Linked DNA regions of Homo sapiens: region 1 is linked to region 2. A link is an interaction called in ENCODE POLR2A ChIA-PET data of the cell type or tissue named here. Cell type or tissue: CD4-positive, alpha-beta T cell. All regions are shown on one strand. Links, peaks and the distances in the headings refer to the core of each region. The heading gives the core; the rest is flanking DNA.

Region 1 (4,386 bases), core at 206-4,205, 50 kb after region 2:
AAAAAAAAAAAAGACTAAAGGCAAGTGGAACTGTACAGAAGCATTGTACTCTAGTTGATAATGGTGTTCCATGGGGGTCCTGATTAACAATTCTGAGGCCAGACGCAGTGGCTCACACCTGTAATCCCAACACCACTTTGGGAGGCCGAGGTGGGCAAATCACCTGAGGTTGGGAGTTCGAGACCAGCCTGACCAACATGGAGAAACCCCGTCTCTACTTAAAATACAAAATAGCCAGCCGTGGTAGCACATGCCTGTAATCCCAGCTACTCAGGAAGGTGAGGCAAGAAAATCGCTTGAACCTGGGAGGCAGAGGTTGCGGTGAGCCGAGATCGCACCATTGCTCTCCAGCCTGGGCAACAAGAGCGAAACTCTGCCTCAAAATAATAATAATAATAATTTTCTCAAGGTACCTCTAGGCCAAAAGGAATCCCTAACAGTTCTACTTAAGTAGTTAGGGCCAAATAAGTATTTAAGTCCTAACAACTTAGTAGCAATTTGAAAAAATAATACACATAAAAAGATTTCCATTTCATCTTTTTTTTTTTTTTTTATGGAGTCTTGCTCTGTCGCCCAGGCTGAAGTGCAGCGGCACGATCTCGGCTCACTGAAGCTTCGCCTGCCGGGTTCACGCCATTCTCCTGCCTCAGCCTCCCGAGTATCCGGGACTACAGGAGTCCGCCACCACACCCAGCTAATTTCTTTGTATTTTTAGTAGAGACGGGGTTTCACCGTGTTAGCCGGGATGATCTCGGTCTCCTGACTTCATGATCCGCCCGCCTTGGCCTCCCAGAGTGCTAGGATTACAGGCGTGAGCCACTGTGCCCGGCTGAACTACGTTCCACTGGAAGTTTGTCTGGTGTTCCCACAGATCTCCATGTTTACCTTGAATTTTTTTTTTTTTTTTTTTTTTGAGACAGCGTCTCACTCACTCTGTCACCCAGGCTAGAGTGCAGTGGGGCAATCTCAGCTCACTGCAGCCTCTGCCTCCTGGGTTCAAGCAATTCTCGTGCTTCAGCCTCCTGCGTAGCTGGGACTACAGGCAGATGCCACCACACCCAGCTAATTTTTGTTTTCGGTTTTTTTTTTTTGAGACAGAGTCTCTCTTGTCACCCAGGATGGAGTGCAATGGTGCGATCTCAACTCACTGCAACCTCCGCCTCCAAGGTTCAAGCGATTCTCCTGCCTCAGCCTCCTGAGTAGCTGGGATTACAGGCACGTGCCACCACACACAGCTAATTTTTGTATTTTTAGTAGAGACGGGGTTTCACAATGTTGGTCAGGCTGGTCTTGAACTCCTGACTTCATGATCCGCCCGCCTCAGCCTCTCAAAGTGCCGGGATTACAGGCGTGAGCCACTGCGCCCGGCTGAACTACTTTCAACTGGAAGTTTGTCTGGTGTTCCCACAGATCTCCATGTTTACTTTGAATTTTTCTTTTTTTTTTTCTTTTTTTTTTTTGAGACAGAGTCTCACTCACTCTGTCACCCAGGCCAGAGTACAGTGGGGTAATCTCAGCTCACTGCAGCCTCTGCCACCTGGGTTCAAGCAATTCTCATACCTCAGCCTCCCGTGTAGCTGGGACTACAGGTAGATGCCACCACACCCAGCTAATTTTTGTTTTCGGTTTTTGTTTGTTTTTTTTTTGAGACAGAGTCTCTCTCTTGTCACCCAGGATGAAGTACAATGGCACGATCTCAACTCATTGCAACCTCTGCCTCCAAGGTTCAAGCGATTCTCCTGCCTCAGCCTCCTGAGTAGCTGGGATTACAGGCATGCGCCACCACACACAGCTAATTTTTGTATTTTTCGTAGAGATGGGATTTCACAATGTTGGTCAGGCTGGTCTCGAACTCCTGACTTGGTGATCCGCCTGCCTCGGCCTCTCAAAGTGCCGGGATTACAGGCATGAGCCACCACGCCCGACCTGATATTAAATCTTATATTTATTCATTATTATTGGATGCCATTTCCACTAAATCGTGAGCTCTGCGAGGCAGGGACTTGGTCTTCTTTCTTCTGCTTCCTTGCCCAGTGCACAGCAGGCACTCTATGTATTAAGTACAGCAAAGTATCAGGAAATGTCAGCTGACGTCCAGCTCTACTACTATCTTCCTGTGTGACATGAGAAGTCACTTCTGCTCTTTGGGTCTCGGTTTCTTCATCTATAAAGTGGGGATTTTAAATATCAAAATTTCAGGGGCCTTTACCATATGGAAAGGCACCTGCACTTTTCAAACTAAGGAGTTATGAGGAAGTGCTCTGCTTCTGCATGTCAGTGGTTTCTAATGACTCTCTCAGGATGTTTCTTTAGGTACTTCCTAGCAGACTGAAAGGTCATCTCCTAAGGGCTGACAGTTTGTGGATTCAGTTCACGGCCAGGGGTACATAGCGTACTGATGGGAAAATGGCCCTGCATCTTGTCGATGTCTTCTCACAGGGGGTCTCTCAGGACAGTCCAGCAAGGACCAGAACATCTTCACTCATTACACTACCTATGGAAACTTTAAGGCATGATGTGGGGGATTTCCAGCCACAGGGCGGTCTTCTCGGAATCTCCTCTCTAGAACCTGGCACGGAAGCTGGCTGTCAGAGCAGCTCTTGACCAGATTTGCCATTACACAGCCCCATAGTTCCCCCTCTGGCCACAGCTTCCTGTCTTTTCTCCTCTCCTGCTTCCCTACTCCCACTCTGCCCTTTTTTTAACCTCAGACCTCCAATCTTTTTGTCACCCAATCTAATAGGTGACAATAGATATTTTTCCTTTTTTCCCCATGTTCGGTCACCAAGTCTTATGAATCCTCTATTAAATTTTTTTTTTTTGAGGCAGAGTCTTACTCTGTTGCCCAGGTTGGAGTGTGGTGGCGTGATCTCAGCTCACGGCTCCTCTGTGTCCTGAGTTGAAGCGATTCTCCTGCCTCAGCCTCTCAAGAAAGCTGGGATCACAGGCATGCACCACCACGCCCAGCTAATTTTTGTATTTTTAGTAGAAACGGGGTTTCACCATGTTGGCCATGGTGCTCTCAAACTCCTGACCACAAGTGATCCACCCACCTTGGCCTCCCAAAGTGCTAGGATTACAGGCGTGAGCCACCTCACCCAGCCTCTCTTAAATATTTTTATATCTGACTGTCTTCTCTATCCCTACTGTCATGCCTTAGTTTAGGCCCTTAATGTTTCTGGAAAGCCCACTTAATGATTTCCCTACCTCCATTTTCACCTCCTCCAATTCCATTCTGCCAACACCTAGAAGAAAACACAAATCTGGGTGGGCACAGTGGCTCATGCCTGTAATCCCAAGGCTTTGAGAAGCTGAGGCAGGAGGATTGCTTGAGTCCAGGAATCCAAGACAACATGGTAAAACCCTATTTCTACAAAAAAAAAATTTTTTTTGAGATGTTGTTTCGCTCTTGTTAACCAGGCTGGAGTGCAATGGCACAATCTCGGCTCACTGCAACCTCCACCTCCCGGGTTCAAACTATTCTCCTGCCTCAGCCTCCTGAGTATCTGGGATTACAGGCATGTGCCACCACACCCAGCTAATTTTTGTATTTTTAGTAGAGATGGGATTTCTCCATGTTGGTCAGGCTGGTCTCAAACTCCCGACCTCAGGCGATCGACCCACCTCAGCCTCCCAAAATATATTTTTTCAATTAACTGGGCATGGTAGTGCAAACCTGTAGTCCCAGCTACTCAGGAGGTGAAGGGGGAGGACAGCTTGAGCCAGGGAGCTCGAGGCTGCAGTGAGCCATGATTGTATCACTGCATTCCACTCTGGGCACTACAGTGAGACCCTGTCTCAAAAAAAAAAAAGAAAAGAAAAGAAAACACAAATCTGGACACGTCACTACTGTGGGTAAAATCCCTCAATAACTTAAATCATTTTATCAGAGGCATTTGAACCAGAGCAACTCCATCTTGAATAAGAGCTAGGTAAAATAAGGCTAAGACCTGCTGGGCTGCATTCCCAGAGAGTTAGGCATACTAAGTCACAGGATGAGATATGAGGGTCGGCACAAGGCACAGGTCATAAAGACCTTGCTGATAAAACAGGCTGCAGTAAAGACGCCTGCTAAAACCCACCAAACCAAGATGGCCACGAGAATGACCTAGGTCATCCTCATTGCTACACTCTCACCAGCGCCATGACAGTTTACAAATGCCATGGCAATGTCAGGAACTTACCCTATATGGTCTAAAATGGGGAGGCTTGAATAATCTACCCCTCGTTTAGCATACAATCAAGAAATAAAATAAAAATGGGGCCGGACGCAGTGGCTCACGCCTGTAATCCCAGCACTTTGAGAGGCCGAGACGGGTGGATCACCAGGTCAGGAGATTGAGACCATTCTGGCTAACACGGTGAAACCCCGTCTCTACTAAAAAA
Region 2 (4,386 bases), core at 109-4,108:
AATTAAAAAAAAAAAAAAATTGCTGTAACTGTGCTTGTTGGTAGAAAATGATACCTTTCCTAATCAATGTGCTGGAATACTTTGGTGCATCATGTAGAATAAATTTTGCATACGATTCCTAGGGTTTTTTCATGCTCCTTGGCCAACTACTCTATAGAAAACTGGCAAGGTCAGTTAGCCATGGAGGATACATCACGTCACCAATGTAGTGCAGACAGAGGTAGATGAACAGGTAACTAGACCGTCCTGGCAGGTTCTATGGAAGGGCACAGATTCAAGAATGGACTGCACAAACCAACTAAAGAAAACACAGTTGCCAGGTGTGGTAGCTCATGCCTTTAATCCCAGCAGCTCAGGAGGCTAAGGAGGGAGAATTGGTTGAGGCCAGAAGTTCCAGGTTACAGTGAGCTATGATGATGGCCTGGGCAAACATAGCAAGACCCAGTGTCTTAAAAAAATAAAATAAAATACGTAAACAAACAAACAAACAACAAGACGCAGCTGCTTCGAGACTTGGAGTAGAAAGGCCTTAAAGGGCCAGACATGGTGGCTCATGCCGGTAATCACAATACTTTGGGAGGCCAAGGTGGAAGGATTGCGTGAGCCCAGGATTTTGGAACCAGCCCATAGTGAGACCCCTCTCTACCAAAACAACCACCAAAAAGTAGCCGGCACAGTAGCACATGCCTGTGGTCCCAGCTACTGTGGAGGCTGAGGTGGCAGGACGGCTTGAGCCTGGGAGGTTAAGGCTGCAGTGAGCCATGATCGTGCCACTGTACTCCAGCCTGGCTACAGAATGGAACCCTGTCTCAACCAAAAAAAAAAAAAAAAAAAAAAAGCTTTTGTTTTTAGGCAGAATGAAAATATTTTGATTAGAAATTTTGCAAGCTGGCCAAGTGCCATGGCTCATGCCTATAATCCCAGCACTTTGGGAGGTCGAGGCAGGAGGATTGCTTGAGCCCAGGAGTTTGAGGTTACAGTGAGCTACGATCCCACCACTGTAATCACTCCAACCTGTGTGACACAGTGAGACCCTGTTTCAAGAGAGAAAGGAAAGAAGAAAGACAGAAAGGGAAAAGAAGGAAGGAAGGGAGGGAGGAAGGGAATGAGAGAGAGAAAGAGAAAAAAAAGGGAGAGAGAAAGAGAGAGAGAGAGAGAGAGAGATCTCAAAGCTACCAAATCAGTAGGGAGACAGTAATGAAATAACAAGTATGAGAATAAGATACGTGAAATTCGAGTCAGAATGACCAGCGGCCTTGTGGTAGGAAAAGACTATCTGTGGCAAGGTTCTGGTTGGTTTATTTTTTGCGCAAGACAAGCATGAAGAAAAGAAAATGAAGTAATAGGTAAGCCAACTCCACACTATATGAAACAATGAAAAAACCAGGAGTAAACAGGAAATTCAGGCTAAAATGTGACTCAGAAAATAAGCTGCTTGGGAAGCCAAGAAGACCAACTAGTTATCAAATGATTTGATTTCTCAAGAGTAACACCTGTGCATGGAGGGAAAAGAAAAAACCAAAAACCAAGCTGAAAAAAAACGAAAGGAAAAGGAGTAAGGAAGAGCTAAAGGATCATGAAGTCTGTTATCGAGTAGTCATAAACATCAGCCTCTTCAGGCCAAATAAGTGGATTTTAATGCCAAAATAAAATCACTGCCAAAACAAAAGCTAAGCTAAGACAGTGCTTCAGGAAGGCAAGCCTCCTGAATGTCTGGTCATTAAGCAAGATTTTCGAAGACTAAAGCTACTGCTACTTCTCCTTCAATCTCCACCCAACCCCAAACCTACTGATTTCAAGAATATAGCATCTTCCACAAAGGTCTCATGGATAGCATGGAAAAATGTGGGTGAGAGGAAAGTGGAGTGAGCTAAATCCCCAGCAAACTGAACAAAGTGCTCATAATATCCTTGACCCTGTGCTATTCAATATGATTATCAATGATCTGAAGACAAGAATGGCAAACCAGACTTGCAAATAGAATAAACCAATTTGAATAGTACAAAGTGGAAAAGTGACAGCTTTTCACTGATTGCATAATCATTCCCTCTGTACCATCTCCTCCTCTTCTGCCTAGATCAGCATTTCCCAAAATGTGTTCCACAAAACACTGATCCCTGGAAATTAGATCTGAAAAATGGTTTCTCAAGTTTAAAGCATTTGAAAAATTCTGTGTTTTCTTCCTTCTTAGCTGTTGGCACATCAAAGGCTCTGAGAAGTCCTAATCAACAAATTTCTGTCTTGGTTTAACTTAATGTTTCCCGAACATTCGCTCATGAAACACTTTCACACAGTAATCACTGATGGAGGATGGCCTAAAGTTTAGGTCCTAAACTATGTCCAAATTACCTATGCTAAACAAAAATGATTCAATCTCCTTGAGCTAGCTACTACTGCCTCATCACTCTTCTTCCTCTAACTACCAAACTTATTTAAAAAAAAAAAAAAAAGCCAACTTGACATTTCCTGCCTCCTGTTTCCTCATCACTCACTCACTTCTTCATCACTCAAAACCTGGCTTCAGCCCCAGTGCTCTGCTGCAAGTCTTCTCATGATATGTGAACAACTGCACAACCAGCACAACTAAAGGCTTCTTCGGGGCTCCTCAATCCCTCTGCAGGGTCACACAGGAATATTCTCATTTGTTGACACTCTCTTCCTTCAGCTTCCACAACACTGCAGTCGACCCATCTCTTTGACTACTGTGATCTTCTTGGGTTCCTCTTTCTCTTTCCAACCCTTAAATTCTCAGGCCAACTCTTACTTCTCCCTTAAGTAAACTACCCACAGTTTGAAGGCCCCTTTCTACTACTATTCTAACTCCAAACCATTTCTTTGACCTCAGATACACGTTTCCAATGAGCTTTCCATTTGTTCATGTTACTTTTCTCCAAGGACTATACATTCAATACACTCCTACCAAACTCTTTAATTACCCCATCAAAACTTTTTCCTTTTCCCATCTTTCTTGATTCCTATGAATGGGATCACCATTTGGAGGGTGCGGAGAGCAGAGTTAGCCACTTTCTCCTCAGCATGCACACAGCACTTCGAATACACCTCTGTTAAAATATCTACCACAACGGACTCTTAACTGCTTAACTCTTCACCTAGATTTGAGCTCCATCAAAAAGCTGTGCTAAGACACAGCAGAAACTCAACAAATTTGGGAAAATGGATGAATCCTTTCAATCAACATGATTCAAAACCTTTTTTTTTTTTCCAACCAGATTCTCATTTTGTTGCCCAGGCTGGAATGCAGTGGCACAATCATGGCTCACTGCACCCTCCGCCCTCTGGGTTCAAGTGATTCTCCTGCCTCAGCCTCCCAAGTGGCTGGGACTACAGGCATGCACCACCACAACCGGCTAATTTTTGTATTTTTAGTAGAGACAGGGTTTCACCATGTTGGCCAGGCTGGTCTAGAGCTCCAGACCTCAACTGATCCACCTGCCTCTGCCTCCGAAAGTGCTGGGATTACAGGCATGAGCCACTGTGCCTGGCCTATTCAAAACCTTTGAATCATGCCCAACTCATGGCTCATTCATCAAACTCCAATAACACGTACGAAGTTCTCTCGTACTTCTACAAAAGTCCTTGATTCTTCCCATGAACAAGGCCACTATCCTTTCTTCAGATTTAAATGAAACCCCAAACATAAACTACAACTGTCTCCTAACTAGGCAAGAAGTCTCCAGTTTTCCTCTGCCTCCAAGCTACCTCTGCTGCCAGACCAATCCTTCTAAAATGCTACTCTAACCACATTCTCTATCTAACCACTCTAGCCTTGGCTTAGACACCTCCAATGGTTTCCCACCATTTCTAGGAGAGTACAGTTCAAAACCCATAGAAGGTTACCACTGCCTTCCATGTTTGGATCTTTGCTATCTTTCCATCCTTATCTCCTTCTACTACTATGTTCTAGTCTAAGGGTCAGCACACTACAGCCAGTGAACCAAATCCACCCCACTGCCTGTTTTTGTAAAGTCTTATCAGAACTTGGCCATGTTCATTCTTTATGTATTGTCTATGGCTGCTTTTGTGCTACAATGGAAGAATGGAGTAGCTCCAACAGAGACCTTATAGCCTGCAAAGCCCAGAATATTTACTATTTAGCCCTAAGCAGAAAAAAGTGTGCTGACTCTGTTGTAACAGGACAACTGGCTATTCCCTGAAAATGGCCTGTTTCCCACCTGCATTCCTTGTTTCATGCTGTTCCTCTCTCTTGGAAAAACCTTCTCCTGCTTTTTTCCTAAATTGTATGTATTCTTTAAGACCAGCTCAAACGCCACCTTTTTCACAAAGACTTCCCTGATCCCAGAATTAAGGGTGAGCTTCCCTGTGCTCACAGTGCAATATTTGTACCTCTCCTTCACATTTACCACA

Evidence for each region. ChIA-PET counts read pairs that join two places held together with the same protein. Peaks named below come from ENCODE experiments on the same cell type or tissue, not always from the same donor. Only the 100,000 strongest peaks of a DNase experiment are listed, where the experiment ranks them.
Region 1: POLR2A ChIA-PET joins it to region 2 with 7 read pairs; 11 of 35 experiments call an interaction of 5 or more read pairs at or near these places.

The regions. Positions count from the first base shown.
Region 1 is chr1:37,899,183-37,903,568 of GRCh38, forward strand. All of the region lies in intron 7 of INPP5B (inositol polyphosphate-5-phosphatase B), which reads right to left. It overlaps LOC124904043 (a long non-coding RNA gene), which reads left to right and starts at 3,995. Exons shown (of 4, transcript XR_007065876.1): 1 at 3,995-4,386. RefSeq lists an enhancer at 2,411-2,650. In CD4-positive, alpha-beta T cell, for the core only: no CTCF peak of the experiment used is centred there; a DNase peak (open chromatin) is centred at 2,569; H3K27ac peaks cover 212 bases.
Region 2 is chr1:37,849,426-37,853,811 of GRCh38, forward strand. The region is part of intron 2 of MTF1 (metal regulatory transcription factor 1); the gene reads right to left. Among named protein-coding and RNA genes, the nearest start is that of MTF1, 8.0 kb to the right of the region's middle. In CD4-positive, alpha-beta T cell, for the core only: no CTCF peak of the experiment used is centred there; a DNase peak (open chromatin) is centred at 2,526.